3 separate regions of the Homo sapiens genome follow, and all the other regions are linked to region 3. A link is a contact called in ENCODE Hi-C or POLR2A ChIA-PET data. All regions are on one chromosome and are shown on one strand. Each heading gives the region's core, a stretch centred on a gene start or an enhancer-like site at or near the end of the contact. The rest is flanking DNA. Distances are from core to core; before and after follow the strand shown. Region 1 overlaps IGF1R (insulin like growth factor 1 receptor). Region 2 overlaps IGF1R (insulin like growth factor 1 receptor). Region 3 has its middle 44 kb from the start of LUNAR1.

Region 1 (3,602 bases), core at 101-2,600, 210 kb after region 3:
AAAGGCATCCAATGCCTTTAAGGCAGCATAAGAGAAACACTGCCCCTCTCGATGAACTGGGTCCCTGAGTCTGGCAGTACTGCCCTGTTCTCCACTGTGTCACCTATACAGGGACCCCTGAGAAGACCAGTGTGCATGAACCAGAGACTGGACAGTGCCTCTGTTACCATCACCGTGTGGTATCATGAAGAGGTAACCATCCCGAAGTCACCCAACTTGTCAGCAGAACTACTGGGAAAAGAGCTTAACTTTTCCTGTACTTAAATTCTTCCATATGTAGTTGGAGTTACAGGCCCCAAAGTAAAGACCTATTAAGCTTGCCTATATTGCTCCTAAATTCTCTACTCGTCTGTTCATTATTTCCAAATTTAATAAGGCCATACTGTTGTGTCTTCATCCTGGTCAATGCATCCAATGATACCTTGATAACTTTATCAGAGCAGTAGCTAGCAGAAGCACAGAGGCACGGAGGATGTTAAAACTGCTCAACACCACGGTACAAATGCATTGTCAGCTTATGTAGGAGTCTGCTTTTTATGCAGGCTTATGCAACTGGTGTAATTTTAAAATTTTATAAGCCATTTGAAAGAGCAACTTTGATATTAATGAAATGGGGAGAAATGTATATACAGTCAAAGAAAAGTGTCTTTCCTTTAGCTGATGTCAGAGACTCCCTAGAAATGAAAAATTATTACTGTCTTTTAGAAAAACAAAGGTTAAATGGAAATAGCACTGGCAGGAGTCATATCACAACAGCAAAATATAACAGGGCCAGGCAAACCAAGGATATTGTTGCAAATGCAGAGCCTTGATCAGGCTCATATCTCGAACCTTTTATTTTGTAAAGCTGCCAATTTTATAGCACAAAAATTTTAGTTAGGGCACCTTTAAGATTCACTGCATCTACTATGAGAAGAGAGAATGTCTTAGAAGAGTTTTTAAAAATACTACTTTGAAACACTTATGGGCAAACAAGAATTGGAACACTAATCACTGTAATTTCCCCACCAGGATCACTAGGTAAGACATTCAGAGAACTGGTGGAAGCAAGTGATGATTCAGATGCAGTAGTAGAACAGAAGATTGCCAATCAACTGCAAACAAAGTGCCGCACAGGCCCATCTCAACTGACAGCAATGGTAGAGAGAGAAGAGAGAAAGAAGAGAGAGAAGAGAAACGAGAGAAGAGGAGAGAGGAGGGGGAGGAGGAGGAAGGAGGGGGAGGAGGAAGGAGGAGGAGGGAGGAGGAGAAGGAAGGAGGAGGAGGGAGGAGGAGGGGGCAGGAGAAGGAAGGAGGGGAGGAGGAGGAGGGAGGGGAGGAAGAGGGAGGGGGAGGAGGAGGGAGGCGAGGAGGAGGGAGGGGAGGAGGAGGAGAGAGAAGAATATGAGAAGGGAAGTTGGGAGAGACACAGCCCGACTGACTCAGATTCCAAATTACATATGCACAAAGCCCCTCAAAGGTTATCATGCCCTATCTGATCCAGGGTAAATGAAAACTAAATACTGAGGCGCAATTCACAAGGAAAGTCAGAGTGTCTACACTGTTAACAACATACATTGAATAAAGTATTAGAAACATATTTACTCTTCTCCCTACTCTCGGTGCTACTGACCGTCTACTGAATACAAGGTACAAGAAGAGTTTGCTAAGTTTTGGGTACTGCCCAGGTCGTTCCACGGCTAACAAGGCAAAAACACTCATGTAAACTCCTTGGTGGGCCTGGTATGTTGTGTGTGGAGAGGGTGCCTGATGATGTCTTTGAACTTCACTTTTTGGTTTCTCAGCTATCTCAGAGGTCTGGCTGTAGAATTACTAATATTTTAAACAATGCAAATGTAATTATAGTTGAAGCATACTCTTTAACAGAAGGAGGGAAAGATTGGCATTTAGAAGCTTCATTCAACTTTTGGCCTTTTCAAGGCTAAATGAATCTTAGGGAAGAAATAAAAAGTTCCCATTGATTCACTTAAAAAAAGATTTCTTGCAATTAACAGATCTAAATCTATGAAAAAGGGAGCATTTATGGTAATTTCCATAATCTCTCACTTTCTCTAGACATTTCAAATCAAATTGTAATAATTATAAAATCCCTCCTTCTCTCTAAATACACACACACACACACACACACAAATATAGTTAATCAGCAAAACTTTTTCTGATCTCAAGGAAATGTCAGTTACATTTACACAAGCCTAACTAGTTTAAGCAATTTATTTGTAAGTAGACATGCCTCCTAGATTAGGAAAAAAGTGTATTTAGCTGTATGGCATGACACGCCCCCTACCCCAAACCGTAAATAGTTTTTTTGGCAGGGAGTCAGCAGAAGAGCTATAAAAACATCTTCAGGGTATAGAAAGATGTTCAGGACTTAGAATATACCTTTTCTCATGGTTCTCTTATCCCAACGTATAAATTGTGACAATTTGTTTAAAAGATTGAACTAAACTATGATATTCTCTTTGTCTTCCAAATTTATTTAGACTTGGTATCCTGTTCTTTCTCTGGAATTTCCTTTGCTTTTCTTTTTGTCAGTAAGCTAAATTACTTCTCCTCCCACATGCATAAAAGCATTAATTTATAAAACACATAGCCATATGTCATATCTCATGTAATTCTATTTTACATTCCACTGCCGCCCAGACTTATCTAACATGAACAAATAGATATTATTTACTGTAGTCAGAATGAGAATTATCTAATGCCACTTACATAGCCATAAATTGATTTTTGATTAATGTTTAAGCAAAAAGCAAACAAGCCCATCTGCTCTGAAAACAAACAAACAAAAGGAAGCAGCAAACGCATAGTTCACAGGAATTTCTGCAGTATTACTATGTTTCAGCGGCTGGTGAGGATGGAATTTTTTCATTGCTATCGTGAAAATATACTGCTTGACAAGAAGAGAACTGCATATATAGATGCAGCTTCTTCTCTAGCAACTGTTAATTTAATAGACTACTACTTATGGTGAAACAAAAAACAATCCCACTCTGAAGAAAGCACTGAAGACCTATAACCAGCGGTGAATTTCTTCCGTATTGCTCAGTGGAAACAAAAGAAAGCTCAAATGGGTGAGTTTTTCTTCTTTCAGGGTTGCTTTCTCTATGGATCAAGGTAAGAAGGAAGAAAAGCTAGGTCTCCTATCTATCTCACACAGCAGATTTTAAAATATTTTAAAAATATTTTAAATACTTTCAATTTTTTAATATTTTAAAAACTTTTAAAACTAACTACTGTATCGTGTACCTATGAAATTTCGTTTTCAGTGCAATTCAAAATTGCTAAGACAAACCAATAAGAGAAGTAGAAACACGACCAGAAGGCCCTGTCCTGTTTATTGGTATCATCTCTGAGGCTTCCTCAGTATCTCGCACAGTATCTGTCAGTTGACAGCTCTAATCCGTTTAGAGTTAATTTGTTCTGCGTCTATTATGCAGGTAAGAGAAAAAAACTGCTGCATTAGGTGGGAATTTCACTAATACCAATGAATTCCCAATATTCTAACTTTCTGGGGAAAAAAGATGCCAAAAAGAGTGAATGCATTTTCAACAAAAACAGCATGTTAGGATTGTAGCACAGCAGGTTGAAGGATGAAAGAATGG
Region 2 (2,700 bases), core at 1-2,500, 140 kb after region 3:
CTTCACGATTAACTGAGAAGAGGAGTTCGATGCTGAAAGAACGTCCAAGGGAATGGAAGGAACTGGAGAGGGGAACAAAGAACATTCTAGAAAATGAAATGAACTTAAGAGTCAGGCTATCAGATACTCTGGCAAGCCAACAGGAAACTGCCAGTTTGACCTGGATAAGAAAATAACAATGAACAATGAAATACAAAGTGAAAAGTGAACCTTATTTTGAAATAGTACTACTATAAATGCCAACATTTCCCTTTATAATCTATTTCCTCCGGTAATCTCTGTGAAAACAAACATTACTGAGTTGTAAATGGAAAAAGGCTGCGGGGGCACAAGCAGGGTTAGAAGAGACAATGTGAAAATCTACAGCTAATTCAAACACCTGGTATTTCTCATTTATTACAACTGCCATTCTCCACAGTGCTGCACTCCGGCAATTTCGACAACTGGTAAAACAGGCTGACTTGGATTTCATCTGAGATTTTGAATCTCTGATAAAAATGTCATGAAGCCAAATGGAAAGAGGAAGTGGAAAGGGGCCTGGAGAGTCTGTGTGTGTGAAGGAGTGTGCATGCCCATGTCACAGCTGTGTGTAAGAGGGATGGGGGAGAGGCAATGCAAAGAACACGGAAGTCCACCATTTCCACAGGCATCCTTCAGTACAATGACTGAGGCATGACTCTGAAAAGCAGTTTAGAACTGCAAACGCATGGAAGCCTCATTTTGAGCAAAGGACTCTGTCACCAGCAGAATGAATGCCGATTATAGGCAAAGCATAGTTATCTGATCAAGCTTTACTTATGCTGACCCCTGAACTGAAACCCAGAGCTGAAGTGTGCATAAAGATCAAATGCATCCCAGAACCACTGAAATCTTGTCCTTATTGGGTCACAAAAAAGCATCAATGTTGATGGTTTTTCAAAGCACAGGAGACACCTTCACTGGATATCACTTAAGCAATATGTTTGCCTAAGCCATTTTTAAAACTTGAAAAGGGCGGACAGCTTGAGGGTGCTCCAGGTTATACGATACACACAAGGTTCTGAACATCTTTAAGGGATGATACTTTGGAAAAAGGTTATGACTAATACTGGCGTTTTCAGAGAAAACACAACCACTTGATGCTCAGCCACTTTAGGGTTTCCAAAAATAAGTACTTCAAAAACAAACAGCTCATTCCTAGATACATTCTTACGATAGGTGTCACCAAACAGCAGAGGCAGAGGACCAAGTTCTCGTCTGTCTCCGCTGCGTGTAAGGACAGAGGACAAAACGTAGTGAACTGACTCATTGGTACAGTGCCTGGTTTCCATCTTTGTGGAAAGGAAACAGGTTTCTTGAGAATCTGTCACAATAAGCAGATATTCCTATGTTTCCCAAACACTACAGTGAATTGCTGGCCAGGGGTTACTTCCAAATTTTAAGATGAAAAACTTCTTCTGTTGCACTGAACCTCTGCTACACCAACCCACACGCAGGATCAGAAGCCTGTGCCAATTTTGTTTCAATAAGCACTTTACCCAGTGACATGACTGTGGCCACTTACAGGGTCATGGAGATGGGGTAGGAGTGGAGGAAGGAGCAGGCGTGCACAGCAAAAGGTTTTCCCCACCAGCATTTTCTTCTCACCCTCCTCTCTGCCATTTAAACTGATTTTGTGCTCGCTTATGGGTATTTAAAAACACCTTACCCACTAAAATAATGGCTATTATCAAAGAATGTTTATCAGTGCTATAGAGTGAATGCCTGTGTCCCCTACCAAAACTCACATGTCAAAATCCTAACCCCTAAGGGGATGGAATTAGGAGGCATGGCCTTTGGGAGGTGATTGGGTCATGGGAGTGAAGCCCTCATGAATGGAATCCAGGCCCTTCTATGAGAGGCCCCGGAGAGTGCTCCCGCATCCCTGCCACCATGCAAGGACACAATGAAAAGACAGCCATCTATGAGCCAGGGAGTGGGCCCTCACCAGACACCAAATCTGCCAGCGCCTTGATCTTGCACTTTGTGGCTTCTGGAACTGTGAGAAATACATTTCTATTGCTTATAAGCCACCCAGGCTACACTGTTTTTTTGTGATAGAAGCTCCAATACACTAAAACAATCAGTGTCTTTAAAACTGAAGTGGATTTTCCTACTTCTAAACTAGTTTTTATATACTGGAAACTATTAACGTTTGCTTTTACTGTTTCCAGATCTGGAGTTGAGAAATGAGATGGTTTAGAACCTAAAGATAAAGGAAGGAGGAACCTCATCATCAGTGAATACTCTGAATATCCACAACATACTACATCTGCAGGCTTTCAACTTTTGTTGACCTCTTTGGAACTCTATAAGCTCCAGAATGAAGATGGAAAACCAGTGAGCTACATGAATTAAGTGGAACACAGATCAGCATGGTTTCAGTTCCTGGAGGATTGAACATCAAAACAAACAAGAAACAAGGGCAGCTGAAGACGGCTGTTTCCAGGCTGGGCCTTCCAATGAAACCAGCCCAGCACCCTGGAGGACCTGGGCTCACAGGCACAAAGCAGGAGATGATGGAAGATAGTACCGAGGCCAGAAAATGGCACAGAAGAGCCTAATGTGTTAGCAGTGGGGAAATGAATATGACACAGTATTACCTATTGACAAGAAAGACAACAGGCATAGCTCACTGCTAACCCTACAATGACACCTGGTACAAGCAAGGCCAGTGAGCTT
Region 3 (3,569 bases), core at 220-2,719:
TTCTGGAATATTTTCCATGCATGGTTGGTTGAATCCACAGATATGGAGGGTTGGCTGTATTAATAATACAGTCCCTGGCCAGGCACGGTGGCTCACGCCTGGAATCCCAGCCCTTTGGGAGACCGCGGCGGGTGGATCATGAGGTCAGGAGTTCGAGACCAGCCTGGCCAATATGGCGAAACCCTGTCTCTACTAATAATACAAAAAATTAACCGGGCGTGGTGGCGCACATCTGTAGTCCCAGCTACTCGGGAGGCTGAATCAGGAGAATCGCTTGAACTCGGGAGGCAGAGGTTGCAGTGAGCTGAGATGGCGCCACTGCACTCCAGCCTGGGCGACAGAAAATAAAAATAAAAAATAATACAGTTCCCGCAGCATAGGGATGTTGTGAGTAGCTATTTGTAAAATGTTTAGAACAGTTTCTAGCACTTAGTAAATGCTCAGTTAAGGCCAACTACTGTTACTGTTAAGCAGGACTGTGGCCATCCTCTGTGCTTAGAAGGTCTGTCTTTGTGCACCCTTCCCAGCACCTACTTAGGATAAACACCGAGAAGTGGAATGAAATCGTCAAACAATGCACTTATTTTAAATCCTGATCAATATCATCCAATTGCCCTCCAGAAATGCACCAGCCGCTGGTGGGCAGGAGGACGCTGTGGCCGGCAGGAGGCTGCAGAGGGGACAGCCCCTGCCTCCTAACTGGAGCACCGGGGACCCTCACCAGCCATCCACACCGCCAGCGAGGTTTCCTGACTTGCCTAGCCTTCCGGGTGGCATTTTGGAATATAAAGCAGGAGGAAAATTAGCAGCAAGTCAGATTCTCTCACTTTGATTTCTAGAAGGAAAGCTAGAGTTGAGGCCGTGTTCGAAAATATAGGTCAGATCTCGGTTTCTGTGGTTACCAAACACTGTCAGCCACCAGTGACTCCCTCCCTCGGGGGCGATGCCAGGGTTCCGAGGCTGGGCAGTCGGGCCTGGCCCCCGCCGGGGTCCCCGGTCGGCTGCCCCGCGAGCCTGGAGGGTCTGCACCGGGGCGAGGGCCCGCGGGCACCCCGCCCTTCACTTCTTCTCGGGGGAGGGGCCGGAGGGCTTGGCGGAGCTGCCGACGGGGTCCGGGGTCGCGCCGATCCCGCCTGGCTCCCCGCGCCTGGGGCTGCAGGGTGGGCACGGGCCGGGCCCGCGGGAGGAGGGGGAGGCCGGGCGCCGCGGGAACAATGTGCTCGGTTGTTGCCGACTGTCAGCCTCGTTCCCGGATCCTCCTTTCCACGCCCCTTGGCCTAACTGCCGCGGGCCTGGCGCGCAGAGGGAAGAGCCCCCTTATTTGGTCTTGGAAAGAAAAGGGAAAGGTTATCCTCGGATGCCTGCGGCGTTGGGTCATCAGCCCGCCGCGGCCGGCGCGCACGCGGGAGCAGCTCCGACTCCCGCCGGCAGGGGGCGGCGCCGGGCAGCGCCGGGGAGCGGCCGCTGGAAAACAGGCGCGTAGGTTCCGCCGCGGCCGGCGCGGATCCGCTCTTGAGCGTGGGGAGGGGGTGGGGGTGGGGGTGGGGGCGGAGGGAGGGCGGGGGAGGGGGCGGCGTCACGGGCAGGGAAGAAGAGAGAAAAGAAAAAAACAAAACCTTTTTATGGCCAGTCAAGCTTCCAAAATTGGAAAACCGTTTCAGTTCGAGGCTGTGACTTTGCCATGTCGATTTCATGTGAAGCATCTGGGAGTGCGCGGAGTGGGGGAGAATAGCGGGGGGTGCGGGGTGCGGTAATCAGTGTTAAGATAAGCCGTGCCATTGGGGTGAAAGTTACTAAGATAATTGAAAAGGTACAGTTTGGGGATCGGTGTCGGCTCGGGTACTTTGCTCCCCACCCCCTTCCCTCTCTTCCCCACTCCTCCCTCCGCCCCTGCTTTTCCAGCCTCTCAGGTGAGCCTGGTGATGTGTAGCGGAGTCTCGCTCTGACCCCCAGGCTGGAGTGCGGTGGTGCGATCTCGGCTCACTGCAACCTCCGCCTCCCGGGTTCAACCGATTAGCCTCCCGAGTGGCCGGGACTACAGGCACGCGCCACCACGCCCAGCTCATTTTTGTATTTTTCGTAGAGACGGGGTTTCCCATGTTGGCTAGGATGGTCTCCATCTCTTGACCTCGTGATCCTCCCGCCTAGGCCTCCCAAAGTGCTGGGATTATGTTTCTAGCCACGTGCAGGCTGAGCCTTGCCCAACCTTCTTATTATCCTGGGCAGCTCAAAAAGGCGAAGGTGACCAAGCTGGGATTCGAACCGCGTCCTTCACGCTTCAGCGCCAAGGCTTGTTCCACGGTTAAGAGCACATTACCTCGCCAATGACTCCTCCAAATAAAGCTTGTGTAATATGTGTCATTCTTCTAAAACCTTTAAAAAAGAATCAAAACAGTAACTGGTTTGACTTTTTCAGCAGAAGGAAGCAAAAGGGCGTCAGCACCTGGAGGTGACTCTAGTGGGGAACCTGCGCCCCAGAGGTGGGAAGGAAGCCAGGGGGCATTCGTTTCGCCTCAACTGCCCCAGGGGTTCTTGTCCATCTCCAGAGAGGCTCTTGGGTAGCATCCTGCCATGGTACTTGTTACCGCACAGAGCCTTCCAAAGAGGGGCCTGGCAGGCGGGGAAGCTGTTGCTAACTTCTATTTTCTATTTTAGGCAAGTTGCAAGCAGCCCTTGTGTTTGCCTGCAGGTCTCACACGGTCCTCCGCCCCTTCTCATTGTTCCAGCTGCTTCCTGAGGTGGTTACTAATAATTGTCACTCATAAGACCTGCCTCGGGTTTCTTCATCTGGAAGGAAATTAATTTTCCAAGTCACACAATTACAGACAACTTTTAAAAGAGTCACTGAGACAGTTTCATGCTTACCTTAGATTAGATGGTTCCAGTTTATTCTTTTTTAAAAAAGAAAATTTGTGTGAACAAAATTAAATCCAAGAAACATGGTTTTTCTCTAGCTCTTTTTTTTTTGTGTGCGTGTGAAATAGTTAAAAAAAAAAAAAAAGAAAAAGAATAAAGAAAAGAAACTGCTTCTACCAGTTTTGGGGGGTTTCCAGGTTTCCAGACATTTACTTAGCTTGATACATAGTATATTTCTGTGGGAAAAGGACAGCGAGAATATCTTGTAGCTTTTACTTTCCAGCATTGTTGTACTGGTTACAGTCAACTCCACAGTATGAACCAGTTGATCAGCTCCAGTAAGGCCTCCTATCCCCTAGTGGAAAAACCCAGGCCTTTCCCACCGCTCTCGTGTCTTGCTCAGGACTGCACCTTTTGTTGCTGGTCCCTTGCTTGGCACTTCCTAGCTGACAGGCCAGGAGGTAGGCTCACTCTCCTTGGTGCTGATCCCAGGCACCAGCTTCCATGAGAACCAGCAGTCACTTCCAGTTGGGGGCAACCCCATCCGGGTTTGCCCTGACATCCCAGAGCCCAGGTCCCCATCCCAGGAGCCAGTAAGAGTCCTTAGCAGGATCAGGAATGTAGCAGCATGGCTGCTGCCTTTTCCCTTCCAGATGCTCTGGCAGGCTGGAGCCCGGGGGTCCCTAACGCCTGCCTTGGCTCTTCACTTCTTC

What was found. A loop is a pair of places that touch in the nucleus more often than their neighbours do. ChIA-PET counts read pairs that join two places held with the same protein, here RNA polymerase II (POLR2A). Pooled maps may share reads with other maps.
Region 1: POLR2A ChIA-PET joins it to region 3 with 10 read pairs in Panc1. The contact joins two enhancer-like sites. A Hi-C loop is called at or near these places in 39 of 168 maps with a recorded cell type or tissue (GM12878, IMR-90, MCF 10A and 24 more), 14 of 37 single-sample maps with no recorded cell type and 40 of 50 pooled maps. POLR2A ChIA-PET finds 5 or more read pairs at or near these places in 5 of 52 experiments (AG04450, GM12878, H1 and 2 more).
Region 2: a loop to region 3 is called in a map of ascending aorta, with 3 times the contacts of the local background. The contact joins two enhancer-like sites. A Hi-C loop is called at or near these places in 16 of 168 maps with a recorded cell type or tissue (GM12878, HCT116, MCF 10A and 13 more), 4 of 37 single-sample maps with no recorded cell type and 16 of 50 pooled maps. POLR2A ChIA-PET finds 5 or more read pairs at or near these places in 3 of 52 experiments (Panc1, activated T-cell and endothelial cell of umbilical vein).

What each region holds. Positions count from the first base shown.
Region 1 is chr15:98,843,144-98,846,745 of GRCh38, reverse strand. All of the region lies in intron 2 of IGF1R (insulin like growth factor 1 receptor), which reads right to left. LOC124903561 (a long non-coding RNA gene) reads left to right here. Exons shown (of 2, transcript XR_007064773.1): 1 at 1-3,602. Among named protein-coding and RNA genes, the nearest start is that of MIR4714, 61 kb to the right of the region's middle. Within about 2 kb of position 1,350, at least 2 of the 41 ENCODE cell types and tissues checked have a DNase peak (open chromatin) inside an H3K27ac peak, as active enhancers do.
Region 2 is chr15:98,913,326-98,916,025 of GRCh38, reverse strand. IGF1R (insulin like growth factor 1 receptor) reads right to left here. Exons shown (of 21, transcript NM_000875.5): 9 at 1-62. Among named protein-coding and RNA genes, the nearest start is that of PGPEP1L, 93 kb to the left of the region's middle. RefSeq lists an enhancer at 641-710. Within about 2 kb of position 1,250, at least 11 of the 41 ENCODE cell types and tissues checked have a DNase peak (open chromatin) inside an H3K27ac peak, as active enhancers do; they include ascending aorta and prostate gland, where a contact is called at or near this core.
Region 3 is chr15:99,056,956-99,060,524 of GRCh38, reverse strand. No RefSeq gene overlaps it. Among named protein-coding and RNA genes, the nearest start is that of LUNAR1, 44 kb to the right of the region's middle. RefSeq lists silencers at 1,149-1,198, 1,309-1,478 and enhancers at 1,496-2,095, 2,096-2,697. Within about 2 kb of position 1,469, at least 18 of the 41 ENCODE cell types and tissues checked have a DNase peak (open chromatin) inside an H3K27ac peak, as active enhancers do; they include ascending aorta and prostate gland, where a contact is called at or near this core.